3 separate regions of the Mus musculus genome follow, and all the other regions are linked to region 2. The links are chromatin loops, found by intact Hi-C in ENCODE. Cell type or tissue: heart. All regions are shown on one strand.

Region 1 (2,500 bases), 88 kb before region 2:
CAGCCCCCGTGTTAACCGGCTAAGAGCTCAGTCCTATCCTGTGTGTATCTGGTCTTCCTACTGAACTGACATTGGAGGGCAAAGGCCATAGACAACCAGCTTTCTCTTTACTCTGTTTGAGAATTAGGCATATAGTAAATGTCTGGTACAGCCTACAGGACCAATTGTGGTGAAGTGTCTGAACAAACATTGTACAGCAGTTAGGAGCTATGTGATAAAAAGTCATCTGCCTGAAAAGCATCCTGAAGAATAAATATTTCACCACCTTGACCTTGAACCCCTACATTTGGAGGAAGCTGTGACTACTGAAATTGTGTATTACAGTGTTACTTGTACAGTGTTACTTGTATATCCATCTCATGCTAAGAAAATAAGTATTTAGCCTCAGTAATATGAATATCATACTAGAATAACAGTTCAAAGTCTCAAACCAGTTGTGTGCATTTCTTAGTTCCTGGAGCCTGTGACCATTGTACATTGTACATAAATTGTTTGTCTTTGACATGATCCACTATCTTTCATGACAGAACCACCGTGTTTTTAGCATATGGACAACAGGTTCACTGTACAACACTAAGGTAATGCTGCCTTTACAGATCGTTTGAACTCTTTATTGTGGGCCAATACAAGATAGAAAAAAGTTGACAGATGAGTAGAATTAATTCTTGTATCATAACCAGTTCTGACAACTCCAGAGCAGTTAGGCTTGCTTCAACCACTCCCCCACCCAAATACAGCCGCCTCATGGAGATCGTTTGATATAAAATTGTTTCATGTCATTTGTATATTGTTTTAGGTCTTTCCTAAAAGTACAGACTCTAAAAGTTTGACTTTACATGGGATGATTGACATTTGTTTGTCTCTAAGCTTCTACTAATACCTTTGTGCAGGTGAGGGGGAGGAGAATATCTATTCCATTAAGGAAGAGGAACTTTCTAGTCATGACCACAAGGTGGCACAATGACTACAGCTTTCTGGTATCCATTGAGAATTGGCCAACTCAAGAAAAAGGTCTTATCTCCTTAAATGTTAAATATGCATGGAACATGCAGAGAATTTTCCAATCTGTCCATCCTCAGTCGTTTGTAGAGACAACTGTCTTCCTTATCCGTTGGGCCAACAGAGTAGAAAGGGCCCTCTTGCCCTTCCTTCCTCTCCCTCTTTTCTATTCACTCAGCAAACACTCGATCACATTCCTCCTATGTGTTCCGGATTCTAAATGCTGAGATGAAGACATGGGCAGTAGAAGCAAGACCCTGGCTCTTGCAGTCTGAATCCTGTGCCTGAGAGCTTCTCTGCTGTCCTTGTTACTTCTGAAGCCATCGTTATCTGTCTTCCTCAAGCTGAATCCAACCATGGGTTTATATCATCTACGTCAGTTTTTGTTCAGCATGCAAAAGAAGTACTAATCAGCATCTATCAGTGATTAATTTTGGTTTATTCATGATTATCTGTGGCTTTTCTACTTCCCATTTACCCAGTTAGTCAAGAATTGGCAGTGTGTTCCTTATAAATGCAAAATTACATTCAGCGTTAGACGGATATAAATACAAATAAATGTATACATTGAAGTCCACATAGCATTTCTTTATGATCAATGCCAGTAAAACGGTTTCAAAAGATAAAGAAGGCCAATAATGCAGCCAATACATGGAGTTATTACAGATTTGAAATATACTGGGTTGGTATTAACTTTTTAACCAAGTGAACCTACTGTAAATTTATTTAGTTAAAATTACATCTAGTTTAGAAATGTCTTTTGCAAGGAGTAAACAAGAATGTAAAAGTATTGTTTAGAAACTATTGCCCAAATTGCCATTCTATTTCACTCAAAAATAGTTTCTTTTAGTTGTGATTTGGGTTTAACTGTGACTGTAAGATATACTCTGTCCCTCTATATACATAGAATCATAAGTACTTCACCAAATGTCACTTTACTGCTTGAGTGCATAAGCCTTTTATATGAAATGTTCTTTTTCTTTCTCTGTTGACTGGTATCTATAACAGGAGGAGTGGTCAGTCCTTATTTTTATAATTTATCATTATGGTATGAATGTGTGTATTATATGGGAGAGACATACTTGTATCATGACACACAACATGCAAAGTTACATTCAGCATTGCACAGATAAAAATATATATAAGTGTACACATTGAAGTCCACATAGCATTGGAGGTCAGAGGACAATTTTGTGGAGTTGATTCTCTGCTTCTACCTTTTACTTAGGTTTCAGGGACTGAGCACAGGTTTCTGGGCTTGCTCAGCAAATATCTTTTCCCACTGAGCCATCTCACCAGCCCTAGTCCTATACATATCAGGACATTGTAAAGCAGCACTCTTTGCTGAGTAGCCCACTAAATGCAAGAGATATGTATATTAAGCCCTCAGGACTATACTAAAGACTATGCGTGTTACTCTGTTTAGCTAACACGACATTGTAGATTAAGTATTCACTTCTATCCTTCTAAGGAAAATGTTGAAGATAAATAAGGTTCCCAT
Region 2 (2,500 bases):
ACCTCACACAAAAACAAAGCAGAACAAAACAAATAGTCAAGAAAGGAAAAGAAAAACAAAGTTAGACTTTTTTCTGATGTTAAGTCTACTAGTAGTCTAAGAGGTCAATGGATTATATTTAAAAATAATTGAACTCGAAAACTCCCCTAACTTTAACACTTACCTAATTGTTCAATGACAGCAAAACTTCATGTACACTGTGAGTCAGAAAGCCAGTTCCTAGTTAGGTCGAATCCCGACCAAGCAAGTGAATCGGTGCTGGCGCTCCCAAAGCTCAGAAGAACATGGCTTAGGGAGTTCTCCTTGGAGGGGAATCAGTGCTCTGGGTTTGGCAACTCGGAGCAAGTAACTTTCACCTACAAAATAATGTTATTTCCTCCTGTGTTGTCTGTAACCCACCTCCAGGCTTACATTCTATTTGACCTTGCGCAGTGGGTAGTGTAGATTAATCTGCACCATCCTCTGCGTCCTAGGACATTTGACCTGAGGACATTTGGCTTTCTTTCTGCTGTACGCAGACACTAATTTTATTATGAACAACTGCTCCGTTCTAAGGAGTCCCCGGAGGTCTCAGCCATCATAACATAGCAGAACGGAGCTCCATCGCAACATAGAGAAGAGAATATTAAAACTGGGTAGATGGGTTCCAGGCCAGGCTGCAGGTACAATGCCCTGTGACCCCACAGAGCACTGGGACTAGAGTTCTGCCTTCACTTAATTGAACTAACTGAAGCTAAACCTGGGTTTCCAGCAGATATAGACGTTTCCAATATTCCTGGAAGCCCAAAGCCAAAATATCACAAAAGGGCATTTCAGCTCCGAAAAGCAGTTTCCGAATAATTTTTAGAATATAAGCTTAGTAATTAATGGGGGGTGGGGGGGAGGTGGGGTGTGTGTGTGTGTGGGGGGGGTGCCACAGCTCTCGTCAGAAGACAAGTTTCCGAAAACCACTATCTCCTTCTACAAGGATTCACAAGATTGAACTCAGGGTGTCAGCTCATGGATGGAGTGCGTTTTCCTGCTAAGCCCTGACTTCTGTCTTCAGCACCAAGTAAATAAATGCCCTGTCACGATCATTCTTCCCCAAGGTCCGTGTCAGCTAACCTCAAAACAACTCTTCCCTTGTCAGACAAAAGCAAGCTGATCGAGTATGCATGCGAAGCATATTTCGCACTGTAAAGACCGTAGGTGCTTGTGCAGAGAGCACCTGGCATGAGTTTTCTCCGCTCCAGCTTCGTCTGTCCTCCGAGTCAGGACAGGGACTCCGCCGAGAGGCCAGAGGGCGCGCGCGCGTCCTCGCCTTTCCCGCCAACTAGGCGGGGACGCAGCCCGGCCTCCCCCACGGCGACCTCTTCGCGGGCGGGGCGGTTCCTGTTCCGGGTCACAAAGCACCCGGATGCGCACGTGCTTTATAAGCGCCCGGCGCCGTCCGGCCCCTCCTTTCTGAGCCCCGGCGGTGCGCGCTACGGAGCTCGGCCAGCCTGCTCCGTCCTGACTCACCGCTGTTCGCTCCTGCTGAGGAACAAGTCGGTCAGGAAGCCGCGCCTCAGCCATGGTGAGGTGGGGGGCGTCGCCACGCGGCCTGGGGCGTCGGCGGGGCTCGACTTGCTGGGGCGCCGGGAGCGCAGAGCCCGGGAGAGGGCTCCCGCCGCGGCGAGGGCCCGGGAGAGGGTCCTCATGGCGGTTGTGTAGGAGTGGGCCTCCACTTACGGGTCGCTGTTTGTTTTTCCCGCCTGGGTGATAACAGGCATTTAAAGATACCGGAAAGACGCCCGTGGAGCCCGAAGTGGCGATTCACCGAATTCGAATCACGCTCACCAGCCGCAACGTGAAGTCGCTGGAGAAGGGTCAGTACGATGCTCGGGGTGGCTTGGTGATCGCTGGGGCGCGGTCGGCGATGAGGAGATACCAACCGTATTGAGTTATAGTGATATTTCTTATACGCTATTCTGAGCCGATAGGCGAACTTGTTTAAAACGCCTCGAGTCATTCTGAGTTAACTGAAAGACCATGCTTTCTTAACCCGCAGTTTGTGCGGACTTGATCAGAGGCGCCAAGGAAAAGAATCTGAAAGTGAAAGGACCGGTGCGCATGCCTACCAAGGTAAGGGACAGGTAGACTCGAGTACTGGTAGACTGGTGGGGAGGGGGAAGGTCAGAGTTTGATTGCCAAATAAATTCAGAGATTAAATTTACATTCCTAAGAATACAAGTTATTAGGGGCCAAATGTCTGGTGGCGATTGAGTATGATACCTTTCTTAAAGCAAACTCCAAAACTCTCTAGTAAAGGTTGCTGAAACCTGTTAACATACAGAGAAAATGGTTCAGAAATGGACTAATTTTGTTTTATTGCAGACTTTGAGAATCACTACCAGAAAAACACCTTGTGGTGAAGGTTCCAAGACCTGGGATCGATTCCAGATGAGGATCCACAAGCGACTCATTGATTTACATAGTCCTTCTGAGATTGTTAAGCAGATTACTTCCATCAGTATTGAGC
Region 3 (2,500 bases), 100 kb before region 2:
ACCAAATAATCATTTATGCCATGAACTTCATTGAAAATACCCAGCCAGTAGAAGCGTCTTGACAGGAAGGGCACTCAGTACAAAGTCCAACTATCTCTAGAAGCCTTTCCTCTTCGGAAGATAGTTTACAAGACTGCCTCTTCCTGAGAGAATACCAGAACTAAGAAAATCTACAGTCTTCTCTTCATGTCTCCCACAGAGCTCCGCTTGATCGTTCATGCATATAATAATCTCGACAATCTGATACGAACACAATTCACACTGCGTCCTGATCATGAGATTCTGTTGTTTCATTATCATCAGCCAGAAATTCTTTTAAAAAGTATCCACACAAAACAGGCATCAAATTTGCTGCTTCAGGCTATTCCCGTTTTACTGCTTTTTATTCTGGATACTAAATGCACTATAAACATGGTTTTCCTAATGTCACCTCCTTCGTATGAATTCCTGTGTTAACAGAAAAGGAAGAGGAAATGTCAATTTACATGGAGGAGTGTGGCTGAAGGACAAGATGGAGTGCCCTGCTAAAGAGGCCTTATCTGTTTACTTTTTGAAGGTGCAGGAGTGAACAACTGTTACAACACTGTACTACTTCCAAGATGACATTCAGAAAGAAAACCAGCCTGAGGGAAGACTGCAAACCTACAGCACATCTGAGAAATAGTGCTAAAATCTACTCTAAAGGGCAAACTGCTTACCAAAAAAGTTCCTGATTTCCCACTCTTCGCAGCTTTGATCCGCAGTGGGGGAAGGGCACGTTACTGAACAAGTCCAGGCCCCCCAGGCTTCTCAGAGTCTGGTCTGTGAGTGTTAAATCCGGAAACAGAAATACAGCACACCATAAACCTGGGTACAGAGTACCAGGGACAAAATGTCAAAGTACACATCACAGGGATCTGAGAGGTCGGAGACGAATCTCCAAGAATGTAACTCCCGGACCGCACCGCCTTCCGAGGTGCCGCGCCGCAGAATCGGACGGTGGAGGGCGGGCACAGGTAAACACCACAAAAGGGGCTGGGAAGGAAGGGGGCGGCGTAGAGCGGGGACCTGGGGAGGGCAAGGAGGGGAGTGACACAATCCGGGGTGCCCAGACCTGCATGGGGTCACCTTCCGCTGCCCCGGCCGGACGAATCGCGTGGCGTGAGTAGCGGCAGGAGCATGCCGCGCCGCGGAGGGTTTGGCGCCACGAACTAGGGTCTGCCCTCGGCGCAGTGCTGTCCCGGGCCTGCTGTCCAGGGAGGGAGGGGCCGGAGACCACTCACCACAGGCCACCACTCAGCCAGCACCCGGGCCGGCTGCAGTTCCAAACACGTCAGTGGCTCACGCAGCAGGACCTTAAGTAGCGCGCACCCCAACGTGCTGCCCCCGCGCCCCCCGTTCCAGCTTGTCCAATCCACGCACGCCGCTGCCAGATTGACAGGCGCGCGGAACTCTGTGAGGTTGGGGCGGGCTCAGTTCGCTCCGCCCCCGGGCAGCGGGAGGAGGGCTCAAGCAGGAGGAGCGGGTGGGACGGCGTGAGACCCCGCCTTCTCCCCGCCCCACCGCGCCCCCCGCCCTTCAGCATCGCTCTTACCACTTCGGCCTGATGGGCAGCCACGTCAACCAATGAGCTCATCTGGACCCGGCGGCGGCCGCTCGGACTGGCCAGGCCCTGGGCGGAGCGTGAGGAGGGCGGGCACCTCGGCGGGCGGGGGCCAGGGCGGGCCGGCGGGCGGGCGCGGGGCGGGGGCGGGGGCGGCGGCCGAGCGGGCGGGGGGGGGGGTGGGGGGGGGTAGGAGGCGGCGGTGGGCGCGACGTCGGCGGCTGCGGCGGCGGCGGCGGCGGCGGCGGCAGCTGCAAGTTGAGCTGCAGGGGCAGCGCATACACTACAATGGCTGCTGGAAAGAGGCGTAAGGAAACAATTTCCAGGCCCGCCGCGTCCAGCCCGAAATATGAGAAAAAAATTATTAGAAATTCCGCGGGCGGTGTAAAGGCGGCGGACGGGCCGGAGGGAGGATGTTAAAGCTCCGCGGTGAGTTCTCCGGGGGTCCGGGGCGGCGGGGAGGCGTTTAGCGGGAGGAATATCAGGGTTATTTAAATTATGGGACTAGCCGAGGGGGCAGAGGAGCCGCGGCGGCGGCAGGAGGAGGAAAAGTTTGTGCTACTCCCAGCCCCTGCTCAGGACCCCAGAGAGAAAAATAATAATAAAAAATCAAATAAAATCGTGCGGCGGGGCTGCAAGGACTCCCGAGGTCGCTGCTGACAGGGCAGGGGGCGACGCGACTGGGGACCCGAAGGTGAGGTCGGTGGGAAAAAAAAAACCCTTTTATTCAGGGTCTGGAAAGTTTGAAAAGTTTTCCTCCTCCTCCTCCTCCTCCTCTCTGGTGCTGTGAATATTGTGACAGCGGCAGCGGCAGCAGAGAGAGCGGAAGACATTAGAGACCCGAAAAATAAGGGAAAAATTAATATAAATTCGGTTTTGAGAGGAAACTCTCCGCGTTTTCCACCAAAACATCCCGGG

Evidence for each region. Peaks named below come from ENCODE experiments on the same cell type or tissue, not always from the same donor. Only the 100,000 strongest peaks of a DNase experiment are listed, where the experiment ranks them.
Region 1: it touches region 2 in a loop (11-fold over the local background); 21 of 42 quality-filtered maps call a loop at or near these places.
Region 3: a loop joins it to region 2, with 2.8 times the contacts of the local background. A loop is called at or near these places in 21 of 42 quality-filtered maps.

Annotation. Positions count from the first base shown.
Region 1 is chr4:3,923,022-3,925,521 of GRCm38, reverse strand. The region is part of intron 1 of Plag1 (pleiomorphic adenoma gene 1); the gene reads left to right. Among named protein-coding and RNA genes, the nearest start is that of Plag1, 14 kb to the left of the region's middle. In heart, a CTCF peak has its summit at 950 (motif pointing right); no DNase peak of the experiment used is centred here.
Region 2 is chr4:3,834,539-3,837,038 of GRCm38, reverse strand. Rps20 (ribosomal protein S20) reads left to right here and starts at 1,384. Exons shown (of 4, transcript NM_026147.6): 1 at 1,384-1,555; 2 at 1,748-1,847; 3 at 2,030-2,103; 4 at 2,356-2,500. The coding sequence starts at 1,553. Gm32823 (a long non-coding RNA gene) reads right to left here and starts at 1,390. Exons shown (of 5, transcript XR_881078.2): 1 at 1,105-1,390; 2 at 164-356. It overlaps LOC115490074 (a small nucleolar RNA gene), which reads left to right and starts at 1,893; the gene lies at 1,893-1,960. In heart, a CTCF peak has its summit at 1,294; a DNase peak (open chromatin) is centred at 1,378; H3K4me3 peaks cover 1,893 bases; H3K27ac peaks cover 1,821 bases.
Region 3 is chr4:3,937,725-3,940,224 of GRCm38, reverse strand. It overlaps Plag1 (pleiomorphic adenoma gene 1), which reads left to right and starts at 1,820. Exons shown (of 6, transcript NM_019969.3): 1 at 1,820-2,011. It overlaps Chchd7 (coiled-coil-helix-coiled-coil-helix domain containing 7), which reads right to left and starts at 1,337. Exons shown (of 5, transcript NM_181391.4): 1 at 1,094-1,337; 2 at 699-846. In heart, no CTCF peak of the experiment used is centred here; a DNase peak (open chromatin) is centred at 1,494; H3K4me3 peaks cover 2,500 bases; H3K27ac peaks cover 2,114 bases.